Linked DNA regions of Homo sapiens: region 2 is linked to region 1. A link is a loop called in an ENCODE intact Hi-C map of the cell type or tissue named here. Cell type or tissue: IMR-90. All regions are shown on one strand. Each heading gives the region's core, and the rest is flanking DNA. Links, peaks and the distances in the headings are about the cores only. Region 1 overlaps LOC101928782 (a long non-coding RNA gene). Region 2 has its middle 130 kb from the start of PODXL.

Region 1 (8,325 bases), core at 97-8,096:
CTGGCTCAAGGGCACTTTCCAGAGTGGAACTTTCTGCTGCTTCCTAAAGTTCTTCCCAACCTAGTTGCTAAGCAATGCTGGTGCTCACTAGAGGGGCTGCTCCTGCTCTGGGCATGGGTTCACCATCCCATCTGCAATTTAAATTCCCTGACAGGCAGAGGCAGCCGAGCTGTTCACTGGAGATTGCAAAAACTTAGATTGAAATACAGGGAATATCCAATGCCTCGAGCCCTTCATAAATTTTCCTTTGATAGTAACTGGGAGAGAGATGAGAAAAGAGGGAGTGAGAAGGTGCCAGAGAGGGGAAAGCATTGCAATTTAGACCTACACACTGGTTTTACCTTTGATCAGTGTTCTCCATTCCCTCTTTGCCCCAGTGTGTGCTTACTCTCAATCTTCTCTCCGGACTTTCTGGCTGTCTCCATTCATCTCCCTTATCCCACCTTGTTAGTGAGCTTCTGGGCATCTCTTTTGCTTTTCCCATGGCTGTCTGGACATGAAGAAGCAAGGACAAAGCCACTGACTGGTTAACAGGACCACACAGGTTCCATTGTGGCCAAGTCCCCAAGGGCCCCTCTCCTGGGGCAGCCTGCAGCCCTCCAGGGCCTGGCAATGAGAAGCTCCCTTGGCAATGCCCAGAGCTACAGCTGTCTTGACAATGGCTGGACAGCCTGCTGGGGCCCCAGCTGCAATTCTTGGGGGCACCCAGGCTCCTCGGAGCCCAGCAGAGCCCCAGGGGAAGCTGTGCCCCTCAGCCCCCTGCAGCTGATTTGTAGTGAAGGAGGTGTGGAGTTGGGCTACACCATCTCTTCAATTTCCCAGATCAGATCCATGAGGCATCAGAATCAGGCACTGCCAAGGAGCTTGCAGAATCTGCCTCACTGGAGATTGGATTCTGGGATTAGTTCTCTCCTTCAATCTTTCTCCTCTCCCATTTCACTCTTTGGGTCCTGTCCTTTTAGTCTCAGTGTCCTCCAACTTAAAAAAAATCGTCTTACATTTAATTTTCTCCCTATTCCTCAAACACCACTCTTAAGTTATTGGGCATTCCAGGTTCTGCCAAGGAGATGGACTGACAGCTGGGCTCAGGACCTTGCAGTCTAAGGCAGACAACGGTGACCAAAACTGGCTCATGGAGACACTGGCTATTCCCACTGACACGCCGCCCTTGGGCCCTGCCTGGTGGCCTGTGGACAGTAGAAACTGGCCTTAAGGAGCCTTCAGCCTTCAACTGGGTTATTTGTGCCTAGTGTGCTGTAAGATTAGGGCTGACAGACACAAGTACAAAGATCTTGAGTGCTGAGGGAAGTTAAGAAGAAATGAAGCCATTTTACACTTACTAGGGGGGCTATAATCAAGAAACAGAAGATAACAAGTGTTAGTGAAGATGTGGAGAAATTGGAACCGCCATACAATGCTGGTGGGAATACAAAATGGTGCAACCTCTGCGAATAGTTTGGCAGCTCTTCAAATATATAAACACAAAATTACCGTAGGATCTGGCAATCCTACTGCTAGGTAGATCCTGAAAAAAAATTGAAGGCAGGGATGTTTGCACATCAATGTTCACAGCAGCATTATTCACAATAGCAAAAAGGTAGAAGCAACCCATGTATCCATTGATGGATGAATGGATAAGTAAACTGTGGTATATCCATACAATGAAATATTACTTAGTCATCAAAAGAAAGGGAATTTTTATATATGCTACAGCATGGACAGACTTTTTGAAAACATTGTACTAGGCAAAATACACCAGACACAGAAGGACAAATACTGCATATTCAATTTATATGAGAAACCTAAATTAGTGAAATTCATAGAGACAAAGTAGATTAGAGGTTATCTGGGGATGGGTACAGAGTTTGCACTGGGGATGATGAGACAGTGGTGATGGTTACGCAATATTGTGAATGCACTTAATGTCACCAAATAGTATGCTGACAAATGGTTAAAATGATAAAAAATAAGTTATGAATATTTTGCCATAATAATAAAAAAGAGTGGCATGAGGCAGCCAATGCGGTGAGGGGGAGCTGGGAGGAACGCCTCCTGTGATAAGAGGGAGGGTGGGGAGGGCGGAAGCAGCCATCAGAATGTCAGTGCTGAAAGGCACCGGCCTTGCTAGTGGGGAGGGCAAAGGGACACCACGTGTGGAGATGAGGCTGAGAAATAGGAGTGAACGCTGAGCGTGAGTGTGAGTCCGTGCCACATGTGATGTCAGGAGAGGGCGTGAGTTATGCAGGTTGCCAGGTAGAAGTGAGTAGGGTCCTTAGAGAGCCTGGACTCCTACTCTTAATCTGCAGATAACAAAACCAAGACCCAGAGCTTTTCCCAGGGTTTGGAAGGAAAAGAAAAAGGAGGATGAGTGTTTGGTCATCCCATGGGGGGTTTGATTTCAGCCAAATGACATTCCTCCCAGGCCCTTCCCAATATTAGTTTCAAATGAAGTTCTGGGGAGGAGCTGATGGGGGGCAATGGAGATGACTTAAAAGGCAGCGCTGGCCTGGAGGGTGTATTGATCAGGGTCTGCAAGTGTTTTTGTCCAGCCTTCTCCTGCCACCTCCCTAGTCCTTCCAGGGCATCAATCGCGCCCCCACCTCTGTTCCAAATGGAGCCTTGGAGACCTGCGGCTGTAGCATGCTCTGTCCCTGTGGACAGGAGAACAGGGGGAGAAATAGGCTAGAGCTGCTCACCTGAACAGCTTGACACCAAAGAATGAGGAGCTCAGTCCAGATATGAGGGTTTGGAGAAAGCTTGCTGGATGGTAGGTGGTATTCTCAGAGCTGCAGGTGGAGGACGGGACTCTCAGCATCCATAATGCCCCTGGAGCTGGAATTGTGACTGGATTCTCTCTCACGGTGTCCAGTGGTTTGTCTATGTCTCTCTCCTCCTCATATTTGCCTTCTTTCTCCACCTGCTCCTGTCTTTCCAGTCCTCCCTACAGCAAGCCCCAGGCAGCGGTTTCTGAGGCAGGCGGCCATGGATGGATTCCAGCCATATTCAAAGCCACTAGCCCTGTTTTCTCAAGTGAGCCAGACGTGCTCTCTTCCACCATTTGATCTTTATGCTGCTCATGCATCTTGTTACAAATAGCTCAACCTTCCCCGTGTTGACTGCAGCACTGGGACATTACAGTAATGTGCCCATTCAAATCAAGTGGATGCAAAGATCGCTATAGCAGCTTTTAGCCACGGAACATTTAGCCTTCAATAATAGCATTTCGGGTCCTTCAGGGACATTCCTCTGCTGATGCACCTGGGATGCCTTTTTCCTCCTCCCCACCACAACCCCCAGAACTAAGGAGGGGCAAACATGACTTTTGTTGATGAGGAAACAGAAATTCAAGTAAGGGAACATCATGCAGAAAATGAGAGGGTTAGGCCTGATAGGACCACGATGATCATGATAATAATAACAACAATAATTTTGTGCACTACTATGCTGCTTACTGGGTGAAGGAATTTACTTGCATTGGGGTAGGTTTTACATCTGCAATTTCTGGATGAGGTCAGTGAGGCTGAGGGGGTCAGTAGCTGTCCTAGGCACAAGGAGAATGCCACCTTATAGTTGTTCACCAGTTCTTCCCAAAGCCTATGCTTGTGATCTGACATGGAAAGCAACTCAAGGCTGTCTCCACGGACATTCTAAAATCAGAGAGAAGCTTCCTTTCCCTGCCGCCTCCAAGGCCCCATGCGAGGACCCTCCGGCTGGTGCTGTCCAAGGACCTCTTCCCTGGTCCCTCCTGCCTTCCTCGAGCAGTATTCCCCTCACCCCCATCCTGCTCCAGCCTCAGCCAGTAACCTTGGTGGATTTTCACTGAATATGTTGCCTCCACCACCAACAGCATTTTTATTTGCACTTCCTTGGGGATGCCTTGCCTGGAGGAAGGAGTCTGTGGGATTGTCCAGAGGTAAGAGGGAAACACTGCGCAGTGGGAGTCCCAGCAGGGGCGAGGAGCAGGGGAGATGGCCGGAGGCTCTGTCTCCACCCTCCTCTTACCACTGCCCATTTCCAGGAAAAGACAACCCAGCCAGAGCAGGGCAGTGGCACGACGGCTTGCTAGTGCTGTAGCATACCTGGTACCTCAGTGAATTTTCCGGGACATGAGAGGCCCATGTAATAAATAGGTCAGGAAACTGAGCCACAGAGAGGACACGGGACTTAGCACAGGGGAAAAGAGTGGTTGAAATGGAACCAGATTCCAGGAGGCCTCATTCCCAGTCCTGTACTCTTCCTGCGGAGACACCATGCTTTGAACCAGGCTCGAAGTTGCCAAAGTGAACATTTTAAAACTTTTCCCAGGGCTCAAGAGATGGCCGAGTAAAATCTCCAGACACTGTGGCTCCCACAGGCTCCTTATTGGGCCATTCACTTCATGGGCACAGTTTGGTGGTTGGGGTGAGAGGAGCTTCGTGGAGAGGACAAAGGATGGGGAAGGAGCCTAAATCCCAAATGCAAGGATTTTGTCCTAAATCCCAAATGCAAGGATCCCCTCCCTTTCCTCACAGAGTTCAGGTAGCTCCTCTTCCTTCTCCTCCCAGGTTCTATTCCCTCCTGTCTGAGTCCTCAGAGCACCCCGGAAGCGGGAGGGCCTCTGGTTGCTTTCGCGGCGGCAGGCTTTTCTAAGCCGGTTTCTCTGGAGGGTGCGGGCGGCTGCGGGTTCCAAGCTCGGGCTCTGAGCCGGGCCAGGCGCGCGCTTCCTAGTTCTAGCAGCAGAGGGCGCGCCTGTCATTGGAGAAGGAACCGCGCGGCCGCAGCCCCTTCCTCGCCGACCGCGTCACCTCCTGGCTGCCTGGGGACCCGCGCGGGAACCCCGGAGCAGTAGATTTGTGGAGGTCGACCCAGGTGGACGAAAGAGCTCGGCACACCGTGTGTCCCCAGGCCCGCTTCCTCCGTGCGCCTCTGTCATCTGCTCCATCTCCGGGAAGCAAAGGGACTTGGGGTGTGGCACAAAGAGCAGGGATGCAGCGGCCGGGTCACTTGGATGGTGTCCTCATCTGAGGCCAGGCCACACCTAGGCCTCCCCACACGCTGTTCCTATAGGAGTGCCACCAGGACTCACTCCAAAAAGGAATGGACGGCGAGGGTTTGTAAATGGGACAGCACCCTGGGAGTGCAAAGCCTGGGACCGGTCCCGGTGGCCTTGGCCAGTCCTGGAGCCTCTATGTGCCCAGTTTCTGTGTAATGCAAAGACACTGAATGAGGAGATGGTCCCTAAAACCCCTCCCAGGGCCAGCATCTGGGATCTCATGCTTACATCATCTTGTCCTTCCTTTCCGTGGACTCTGCCTGTTGGACAGAGTCCACTGACATGCACCTGCCAGAGCTGGGCGGGGAGGGGCCAAAGTTGTCCTCTGTGAAGTCATATGAGAGGCCTGAGAGCAGCAGGATCGGTCCTCCTGTGTCTCATCTCGCGTTCTTCCTGCTCACAGGAAACAGAATCCCTACCAAGTTTCCATCCTAGAGACAGTCGATGTGACTCATTTCATCCCCTGGTGGTCTTGGTTGGCCGCACTCATTGGGTGCAGTACCTCTGATGTGGGAGGCAGGGGTCGGTGGAGGGGAACCGCTTCCTCCACCGGGGGCCAGGTTGTGGGAAAGGCTGGGAAAACACACGCTCTGGAGCAGGCTCTTCTGTGAACTACCTTGGGCACATGGGAGAAATCCTTCAGCATCCCTGAACCTTAGCCAGTCCATGAAACGAGAGGCTGGAGATGGTGTCCACATCCCTTTGCTGTTTTGATGTCTGCACTTGGTGAATCATGGTCAAGCACACCTAACCTCTGCCTCTCTGGAGAAGGGAAACGGAGGAGGAGGAGGCAGGGGGAAAAGAGACCATTTAGGAGGAGAGCAGAAGTCAGAGGGGAGAAAGGTGGATGGGAGGATGCAGTGGGTGGATTTGCACCTGCTCAGAGGTGGGCAGCTGAGCTTTGAGGAATGTGCTTCCCTGCACTGCATGGCGTGAGATGCTCTGTGTAGGGGATGGGCAGGAAGCGGGGGGTTCTGGTGAATTAGGAGAATATATCTTGGTAGAAATCCAAGTGTACTCTCGGTCCGTCCATCTAGACAGGATATAACCTCTTAGGACACTCAGAAACTGAAAATAGAGCATGTATGGCTCTGGAAGCAAGCCTGTGTGTGTGTGTGTGTGTGTGTGTGTGTGTGTGTGTGTGTTTGTGTTTATGATGTGCAAATGCACAAGCAATAGAAATACAAGCACCATGCAGATTGCATAGGTAGGCATCATCAATAAACATTTATTCGGCACCTACACTCAGAAACTCACACACATTTACAAGCCCAACATATCCTGCTATACACATGTACAAAAAAGATCACATTGACCCCTAAGGCAAAGAACCGTTTGCTTGAAGAAGCTTCTCTTACAAGATATTAATAAAATACGCAGGCACATTTTAACTTTAAAAACTCTGGAGAAGGAAAGAAGGAGGGTGAAGAGATGGGGCTGGAGGGAGGAATGGGTAAGGCAGGCCTAATCACAAAGTACTTAGCCCATGCGTCTGGGCCTCTCTGTAAGCACCATATTTCACGATACCTTCAACCTGATTTTCCAACTCATTGAAAACACTTGCCAGCTGCTGCTGAGTGACTCCATTTACTGTTTAAATGAGCTCACTCTAACAGGGCCCCTGGAAGGTAGTCCCTAAGGAGAGCTATGGGTGGAAATGGAGTTGGAGGCCCTAGATCTTGGAATTTTGACTGGGGAATGGGAGAAGGGAGAGTGGGGTAATCACCCAGGAGGGAGAGGGTGGGGCAGGCCAGGAGGGATGGTGAGAGTCTCTGGTGACTTCCATGGGCACATCTTGGATAGGAATTCTTTGTGGTGGGTAGTGTAAACTTTTTTCCACCTCCATCACCCCACATGCAGACTCAAATATACAGACATGTGAAATGACATTCAGGGATTTCATAGTACCTCACAGGATGGCTCCCAGGAGCTGGTCCTCTTGCAGATATGTTAGCTATCTGCCTCTGCATTGATGAGCAGAGTGTTCCCTTGCAAGACCCCATCTGTCGTAAACACCACCCCCCATGGGTCTGCCATGATTCCCTCTGTTCTCTCAATCACTGTAATGTGGGTCCCTAATGCTGCAGGATGCTCCTCTCCCATTTTCCCCTCCTGTCCTTTTTTTCTGTCCTCCTCTGCCCATGACAGAAGCTTCTGGAAGAAAGAGAAGGCTCTCCTATTAGCACATTTGTATGAATAGATGGGTTTGACAGGGTGCTGGCATGCTGAAATGACAGATAATACTCCCGGGAGGAACTGAGACACTGAGCAGCTAAGTTGTGATTAGAAAGCATGGGAGAATTTCCAGGAAGGTGAAGGCTGGCTGTTCCTGGTGAGGCATCTGGGGACCTTGTCAGCCACAGGTCAGATACTGACCCCTTCGGCTGGTTAATTCGGTCCTTTCCCATTGTAGCCCATAATCAGTCCACAGTCTGGGATCAAAGTTTAGCAAGTCCTCCATGTTTTTCCCACAGAGACAGGGGACCTCAGGACCCCACTATTAGAGACCCCTCAATCTTTGCCTTCAACTCTGAAGCCAGACCCAGATCTGTACGGGCTGAGAGAAAATCTTCAGGGAAACCTTTTGCCTTTGTAGCCATGCAAGTTGCAACCCCAGGCTGTGGGGCTGGGCTTCTCCATCTGGTTATGTGGGGATCTCATCATCAGAACTCATCTATATTACCCAGATTGGGTGACTCTGGATTAGCCAGGTGGTGTGGAGGAGGCCTGCTCTTTCCCCGCTCCCTCCCTGGGGCATCTGCCTTCAAGGTTTGATCTGCTGTCGGCCCCTCCTCCTTGCTCCTAAGCTCCCAAGCTCCCTAACTTCACTTAATCAGCTTCCTCTGCTGCCTCTCATTTCCAGCAGGGTGTGGCTGTGCTAGGAAAGAGACTTGGCCCACAGCCTCACAGTGATTCAGAAGACGCTGGGTGAGGACCTCTGTGTCCCTGCTCCAAGGACCCTGAGATGACCCATCCCAGGACACTCAATCCTGCCTGCAGATGCTAGGCTCTGAGGAGATGCCTGCTATAGCACCAGCACATTCTGCAGACATGTTTTGAAATGTGTTAATAAATAACTGGAGAACAGTATCTATACAATTACCTAGATTTGCCTGAACTTTACAGGGCAACTAAACAAACAGACATACGTTCGCAGAAAGGCCACAGTACAGAAGACAAACCGAGGCTTGGTCACCCTGAGGATCAGCAGCCGGATCTTTTTCTGAAACAAATTTCCTGCTAGAGAATCCCTGATCTCTGTGATGCAGTATTTCCCTAGTTTTTATTTCTAC
Region 2 (8,325 bases), core at 138-8,137, 260 kb before region 1:
TTCAAAGAATTCTGTCTTTTTCCTCCCTAAAGCCATTGCATTTGTTTCAAATCTACGTGTGACTACATTTGGAGATAAGTAGCCTTTTTCAGACCTTCTTGATTTCAAAACACAGATTTGGTCTGCACGTTCTCATGATAAGACAGAGAAGGAGACCATGGAAATATTTTGCCTGTCTGTAATTGGCAGGGCTGGGTGAGGATCAGAAGAGCTATAGATTCTCTTTGGAAGGTTTTGTCTGGCGCATCGATTAGGTTACCATGCCGTTGAATAATTATGATGGCATCATTTGTCCTGTATTTGGCAAACATTGCACACGGAGCAATCTGACAATGTACAACGGTCTAGACCATCTCTATAAAAGTCTCTGCAATTGTCTTCTTTATACACATGGCTCATTTAAGAGGCAGATAACTTACTTCTAAAGTACAGATCTTTCCCCTTTCAAAATCTTTGGGAAATTTCAAGTTTTCTTTCCTTGCACCTAGCAAATGTCCCACGTATAACAGGCAGTCAATAAATACCTGTTGTGGCTGATGATGATGGGGAGTGAAATTGAGGAAGCCTTTCATGTGTTTAGAATGCAGTAGATTGGTGCCAGGGGTTACCAGAAACATCGATGATTACTGCTGCAGCCCCATCTCCCTGTGCCGACTTACTGAGCCTTTGAATGAACGGTATAAAGGTATCATTTTGCTGCATTAGGAGGAAAAGGTATATGGAGATTTGACATGTGTGGTGTTTCATAACTTCCTCTCCATAAAATAATGACATTTGTCTTCTTTCATCTAAGCCTGCATCATTTCTGAAATGGAGACCTAAATTTAAGGTATGGAAGATTTCAAGTTAAACATCCTTGGGAAAGCATGCTTCATGGTTTTCTGCCCAAATGGGGAGTAAGATTATGGAAACCTATTACCTTTTGATAATGGCAGTTCTGAATCAGAGTGGGGGGAGGGCAGCTGAAGAAAGTTACCTGACATTACTTCTAGAGGCTTCATTTCTCCACACTGACTGGTTTGCTTTTGTTTCATCTAAGTGTTGCCACTCAGATGGGTGGAGACTGCCGAGGGGGAATGGTGACAGGGAGCCAGGAGGTGGTTTCCAGGCACAGGGATAAAGGAAAATCCTGGCTAATGGCATTTCCTGGGTGCCCATCATGTGCCAGGCAGGATGCTAGACATTGAGATCCAAAGGTGAATATGGTCACTTAGGCACTGTGGTGCACTGCTGTGGTCTCAGCTACTCGGGGGCTGAGGTGGGAGGATGGCTGGAACCCAGGAAATGGAGCTACAGAGAGCTGTAATTGTGCCACCACTCTCCAGCTTGGGTGACAGAGTGAGATCTGGTCTCTTATTTTTTTGAGACAGAGTCTTGGTCTGTCACTCAGGTTGGAGTGCAGTGGTGCAATCTCTGCTCACTGCAACCTCTGCCTCCCAGGTTCAAGCGATTCTCCTGCCTCAGCCTTCCGAGTAGCTGGGACTACAGTTGTGCATCACCTCCCTCGGCTAATTTTTGTTTTAGCAGAGATGGGGTTTTATCACGTTGGCCAGGCTGGTCTTGAACTCCTGACCTCAAGTGATCCACCTGCCTCAGCCTCCCAAAGTGCTGGGATTACAGGCATGAGCTACTGTGCCTAGCCTAGACCCAGTCTCTTAAAAAAAAAAGAGAAGGTATCTGCCCTCCAGAAGTTCCTGGTGGGATCCATGCTGAGTCAGAAGGGAGCACAGAGATTGAGGACCTAGCTCAGCTCAAAGCAGTCAGGGAAGCTTCCAGTGGGGAGGTGCTGTTTGCAGAGTCTATAAAAGACCCTGAAGTGGCCAGGCTGGGTGGTGCAGGGCTGGGGGTGGTGTCCAGCAAAGAGAAGCACATGTGAGGGGCAGAGGCAGGAGAGGTCTTGGTCAAGTGATTTTTTGAACCCAGGGAAAGGAGAGGTCTTGAAGAAGGGGAGATGCACACAGGAGAAAGTGAGATCTAGAAGTGAAATGGCAAAGAAGAGGATGGCCTGTCTCAAATACCTCCATTCTGCTGTCAACTTCATGCCTTGCCGGTCCTCCTTCCCCACCGCCCACATTCAACCACATGCCAAATCCTATCGGAGTTGTCTCCACAGCATCTGAGGATCTCCCGCCCCTGCCCCTTCCCTTCCATTGCCTCTGACTTTGCTGTCTGGCTGAGACCCCTGTGATAGCTTTTATGTTAGCTAGAATTCAGGTTCAGCTGCCGTGACAGAGACCCAAATAAGGGCGTACACGTGAGAGAAGTAGATTTCTCTTTCACAAGTAATGCCTGATGATAAGCAGTCCCAGGACAGTGTGACAGCCCCGTGACATCTTCCGTGTGGTGGCTCTGCTGTTCCTGCAGCATGCCCTTGATTACATGAGCCGGCACCCCTTGCCACCTCGCCCACAACCCAGCCAGCAGGAAGAGGTGCAAGAGCCATTCTCCTTCCTTTCAAAGCGTCACCTGGAAGCTGTTTATGTAGGTTCTACTCATGTGCCCCTAACCATATGGCCACATCTACCAGTGAGGAAGGCTAGGAAATACAGTTTGTATTTAGGGTAAACAAGTACTAAGATAAAAACCAAAGGTTTTTTTTTAGAATAAGGAGGGAAGGGCCGGGCACGGTGGCTCACACCTGTAATCCCAGCACTTTGGGAGGCCAAGGCGGGCAGATCATGAGATCAGGAGATCAAGACCATCCTGGCTAATGCAGTGAAACCCCGTCTCTACTAAAAATACAAAAAATCCGCCGGGCATGGTGGTGCATGCCTGCAGTCCCAGCTACTCAGGAGGCTGAGGCAGGAGAATAGCTTGAACCTGGGATATGGAGGTTGCAGTGAGCAGAGATCATGCCACTGCACCCCAGCCTGGGCGACAGAGCGAGACTCCATCTCAAAAAAAAAAAAAAAAAAAGGGAAGGGTGAGAGTGAGGGCCATGCGGTCACCCACCCCTCGTCTTGCCCTCCTCATCCGCCCTCTGTGTGGCTCTGAGAGTGCAGGTCCCATGCTCACATGGCGCTGTCTCAGCCTGCCTGGAAACACTCTCTATTCCTGAGTGGGCTGCCACTTCCAGCCTCCACACGTTTGCTCACGCTCTGCCTTCTGCTAGGGAAGCAACAGAATGGTGCCTTGAATGTGGCACCAGGTTCAAGTCACTTGCTAGCGATGAGACCCGGGGCTGTCTGCCCTAATGCTCTGACGCTCTATTATCTTTCAAAAGCAGGATAATATCAGCTTTAACTTCAGCATTAGGGCGAGGTGAGAATAGTGTAGGTAAAGGCGTGCTCAGTAGTGGTGGTTGTCACAGCCAGCATCCCCTCTGCTCCGTGCCGGGGAGCCTGCTCCCCCATCGGCCTAGGATTCAGGTCACTTTCCCCATGAATCCTCTCCCTGGGGCTCCCAGGCCCTGCTGTCCTCAGACGCTCTTCCTGGTTCAGCACCCAGCACGTTCTGCTCGGGTACCTCTTGCTGTGTCTGCCTTCCCTGGTAGACTGATTTGCAGCCTGTTCACCTCTGTTATTCTCTTTGCTCCTAGGACAATGTCTACTAAAGAGCAGAGCTGCTTGGTTAATGCCAGTTAAATTGAAGTCGGTTGAACCAAGGCCAGCAAGCAAATCCAGCAAGCCCAAGGAAGCAGAGGCTCAGAAACAGGCTGCCCAGAGCCTTGAAGCTGGTGGCCACAGCTGGGCATTTAGGGCCAGGTCAGCCTCTTACCTACGATCAGAGCCTTCAGTGGGGGAGGAGACCAGACTGGCAGGCAGGCAGCAGGGATGAGATCCAGGCAAGGAGACCCAGGGAGAAGGGGTCATGGTGCAGGGGAGGCCCAGTAGCATCAGGGGCAGGGCACCAGTTACGCAGAAGGAGCTGGACGCTAGGCCAGAAGGTCCCCGAATGCTGGGGTCAGAAAGGAGGTGGTCTTGATTTGTAGGAGGAGATAAGGGGAATGGGAGTGAGGGAGCAGAGAGCAACCTCCACCTTCAGTATGGCCCTGGAGGTGCAGGGCCCAGATACAGGATCCTGTGGGAAGAGGAACAGAGATTGAAGAGGCTCTGGAAGGAAAGGTGATTCCATTTGGGTTATGCAGGATGCACTGCTGGGATCTGTCCACCAGAGGGCAGGAGAGACCAACACATGAGGCAGGGATGGCCTCAGCCACAGAGCTGCAGGGGTTATTGGCTTCCCCTGGGGGACTGGGTGGACAGGAAGGTGTGGAGAGAATTGGATAGGGCGAGCCTAGGCCAGAATCTTCTTCTTCTCCTCAAGAAAGCCTCTTTAGACGGACATGTCCAGCCCCTGGGGTATACAGAGTGTGGCAGGAGTTGTCGGTGGGGGGGGGGGTGGGTTACTCTTGCAGACGGTGGCTTTTGAAGGTGGTCCTGGGCAGCCCCAGCGAGGACCTCAGTTCTGAGCTCTGGTTCAGGCCGCCTGACTTCTCCACTTTGCTTCAGCCTTCAGAAACGGGTTATCTGTCCCCTCCGCCTGGTTGGGGCTGCTCTTCGGAGGGGACTTTTGGTTTGTGTGAGAAACTACTGTGGGTGGAAGTCCGCACCCTCAGAGCTGAGGACTCCAGCCAGTAGTCGTGTCTCTGTCTTGAGGATCCAACCCACTCCTCCGATGGCCGAAGGACCAGCCTTGCCGCTTAGCCGCGGGCAGGAGGGTGGAAGCGTGTGGAGCGAAGTCTGCGGGTCAGGCTCAGGCTGGGCCACCGCTCATCTCTCTGGGACTCAGTTTCTTCTTCTGTGCAATGCAGCTCTGAAACCAGCTCTCACCCTGGAACCTGAGATGAGGTCACTGAGTCAAAGTTCACGACACAGTAACACGACACAGAAATGCGACTTTTGGTTGCCCGTTGTCCCTTTCAGCCATGATGGGGGACAAGGACAGGGTCTTACTCATCTCTCTTTCCCCATGGGATCCAGCACTGTCTTGGCACATGGAGGGAGGGTGGTCCCTGAATGAATGAGGGAGTGAGCAGGGAAGAAGGCCACGAGGCTCAAAGCTGCCCAGGCCAGACCTGAACACAGCGGGTAAAGACCCCAGAGCTCTCTGTGAGGTGATGCCTCCTGCAGGAAGCATTCCCTGTACCCGAATTAGCCTATTTCTGAGCTGCCTTAGCCCCTCTGGCCCTAGGGCAGCAGGGAGGGGCGAAGGATGGCAGTACTTGGTCAGGTGTGAGAGGGCTGGGGTGGACTGTCCACGGTGCAGTGGGGCCGGGGGTGGTGGTAGGAGCTGGGCTGGATTTTCCCCTCTGGCGGCCCCCTTTTCTAGCTGGTGGAAGTGTTTGATTGGAGCCCCTGCTTGGGTACACATTTTATTTCTGGAGAGACTGCTTCATGGCTCACAAGGGTCTTAGATTCCTTAACTTGTCTTTCTTGTTCCTTGAGAACAGACACGTGTGGGGGCGTTCACAGGCTCCGACAAGTCCCATTTCCGCACTAATAAATATTCCGCCTCTCCTCTCTCAACATTAAAAAAAATTTCAGAGGAAGAACAAGTCTTCCATTTGTCACCGGCTCCTCGGTCCGGAGCAGAGGATGCATTTTGCTATCGCTTGTGGCGACTTGGAGACAGGGATGAGGAATGGGTTTGTTTCCTCCAATCAGTTTACTCGTGCTTGGAAGGGCCATTTGTGCCCTTGACCCTGGTGTGGCCATAGCCTTGGGGAAGGGCAGGACAGGAGGAGGGGAGCTCTGGGCAATGGTTAGGGCAGAGGCAGTAGGAGATCAGACAAGAACAGGGAGAATCTGGGAGATGCCAGATAGAAGTTTGGGGAAGCTGACTTGAGATGATCTGTCCCTAGGGAGGACGAGGGTTCCATCATCAAAAGAAGGAGTCCAACTCCAGCCTGTTGCACACCCAGGGTGTGTGGCTTTTTCTTTTTTTTTTTTTGAGATGGAATCTCACTCTGTCACCCAGGCTGCAGTGCAGTGGTGTGATCTTGGCTTACTGCAACCTCTACCTCCTGGGTTCAAGCGATTCTCCTGCTTCAGCCTCCAGAGTAGCTGGGATTACAGGCATCCACCACCATGCCCGGCTAATTTTTGTATTTTTATTAGAGACGGGGTTTCGCCATGTTGGCCAGGCTGCTCTGGAACTCCTGACTTCAGGTGATCCACCTGCATTGGCCTCCCCGTGAGCCACTGTGCCCGGCTGTGGCTGCTTTTATCTATGGACCTTGGCTCTTCCCGGACACTTGGAAAGCAACAGGAGCACAAGGTTAAATGATCAACCATCCGAACTCCAGCCTTGCTGTGGGGGCTAGCCCAGCATCTCAGCATCCTAGGGGCTGTCTAGCTGCTACGCTGGGGCGGGACCTCTGTGCTCTACAATACTTACGTTTTCTCAGACCTCTGCTTATCTCTACTTAATGTGCCTTCCAGTCTGTTATGGAGAATACAGACCACTGTTAGACCCAGCCTCTCCCCGCCCACACCTGCCTGTCACCAGGCAACAGGTTGGGTCTGGCTCTGGGGGTAGAGGAAGTTTTTGTCAGAACAAATTCTCATGCTCTGGGGCCACCACAGGGGCCCAGAAACACTTGTTCAATATCACACATCAGAGCAGAGGCAGACATTATGCTGGGTGCAGCCCAGCACCTGGTTGTGCCACTGTAGTTGAGGGATACCAGCTCCTTGGGCTTCCATGATCTCACTGGAAAAACAGAAGGAACCCTACCTGCCCTGCCCCTGCCTTTCAGGGTCGTCTGGAAGAGCTGTGATGTTCAGTGAACATGAACGTGCTCTGTAACCTGGGAAGGGCAGTGCAGATGGCAGGGGCGTGTATACACTTACTCTTCAGGCTGGCTTGCGAGCTCCCATCTCTCACCCTCCTCCCCCTGCTCTCCTTTTCTGTGCTGCCCGTTCCCTCTCTGCAAACTGGGAGTTATTCTGGCCGCAGCCAGTTCCACGTCCCCACTGAGGGCCGCACCCCTGAATGTTCCCTGTTGTAAAGCTGTGTGGAGGAAGGGAGGAGGCCTTTCTGCGTATTCTGTCTTGTCATCAGCCCGCGGTGTTCCAGAAGCTGCCAGCAGGGGGCAGTAGCACCGCATCCCTGGGACCCTCCCGGCGCTTCCCGGCCACGGCCCTGGGCTCCGATGAGGCCACCTCTGTGAGTGGGTGTGTGCCTGCCGGTCGCAGGTCGAGAATGTCTTAATGACTTGTGCCGCGTGTGCGCGCTCGATGAGCAGAGGGCCTGATGCGGCAGGGCCACCGTGGGGGCCAGGCCTGGAAACACGTGCTGATTTCCTTTGGGCAGCAGGGGTTGAGAGGGGGAGTTGTCCTGGTGACGCTAATGGGGAGGCCAAGGTGGCCTTCAGGGGCTGCTTGTGTAACACACGGTGGGGGGGACCGTGGGTGTGGCTCAGATGAACGCAGAGGATGGGATGGATTCCACTGGCCAGGTCCTCTAGGGTATCCTGCTGAGCCCGGGTAGTAACAATGACAAGGGCACACCCACCCAGCGGGCCTTGAGGCAGGCTCTCAGCCTCCACCCAGGCCCCTCTTGACCTTGCATGGACCAGAGGGGCTGTCCTCTGTGCCCCCACCATTGTCTCTTCAGCCCCCTCCGACCGCACTCAAACTCCTGACATGAACCCCGGCTCCCAGCTGCTCTAGCTTTTGGAAGCCCCTGCACTGGGCTCAGCCATTTCCCCTTTCTGGATTCCTGGGCCCCTCAGGACATGGCTGTCAGCGCCACTGAATTGAGACTGGAGGCAGGTGCCAGGTTCCACTCATAGTGATGGGTCCTGCCACTCAGCATCTGGCAGCATTGCAGGATGATGTTGCAGGACGGTGCCTGCAACCACAAAGGGCTTGGCCCAGGGTCTCTAGGGACTTGCAACCCCTTGAGGAAAGATCAACTCACCTGCATCTAGAGTTTCTGTTATTGTTTTTTGCCTAGAGGGAGTTTTTGAGGGGGGGCCTCAAGGTGGGGTGGAGCCCCTCAGCACCATTGTCCTCTCTGCCATCTGAAACAATGGCCAGCCCTGTCCTGTGCCTTGGAGGTCACCCTGCTTTCCTGGGTGATGCAGGGCCTCTCTCGCAAGCTCCCTCTCCCCAGAAAGCAGGGATTGAACACAGTATTTGCTCGCACCTGAGAAGTACTCCATGCTGCAGAAGATCCTGTGGTGAGGATGTCAGGGTTCTGTTCTCTGCACTCCTGAGCTTTCCAGGCGTACTGTTATTTAATTATTCATTCTGCAGTGTTCATTCATTCACTCACTGGTTTATCACACATTATCGAGCCTCTACTACATACCAGGTGTGTATTCTCTCTCCCTCAGTTAGGGAGGGGGTGTTTCTGGGCTCTAGGAATAGTCTCACT

Evidence for each region. Hi-C counts contacts between places; a loop is a spot of excess contacts. Peaks named below come from ENCODE experiments on the same cell type or tissue, not always from the same donor. Only the 100,000 strongest peaks of a DNase experiment are listed, where the experiment ranks them.
Region 2: it touches region 1 in a loop (18-fold over the local background); 9 of 110 quality-filtered maps call a loop at or near these places.

Annotation. Positions count from the first base shown.
Region 1 is chr7:131,940,836-131,949,160 of GRCh38, forward strand. It overlaps LOC101928782 (a long non-coding RNA gene), which reads left to right. Exons shown (of 6, transcript NR_110836.1): 6 at 7,896-8,118. Among named protein-coding and RNA genes, the nearest start is that of PLXNA4-AS2, 320 kb to the right of the region's middle. RefSeq lists a silencer at 4,669-4,728. In IMR-90, for the core only: a CTCF peak has its summit at 4,715 (motif pointing right); no DNase peak of the experiment used is centred there; H3K27me3 peaks cover 712 bases.
Region 2 is chr7:131,685,196-131,693,520 of GRCh38, forward strand. No RefSeq gene overlaps it. Among named protein-coding and RNA genes, the nearest start is that of PODXL, 130 kb to the left of the region's middle. RefSeq lists a silencer at 4,085-4,134. In IMR-90, for the core only: CTCF peaks have their summits at 4,119 (motif pointing right) and 7,020 (motif pointing right); no DNase peak of the experiment used is centred there; H3K27me3 peaks cover 3,313 bases.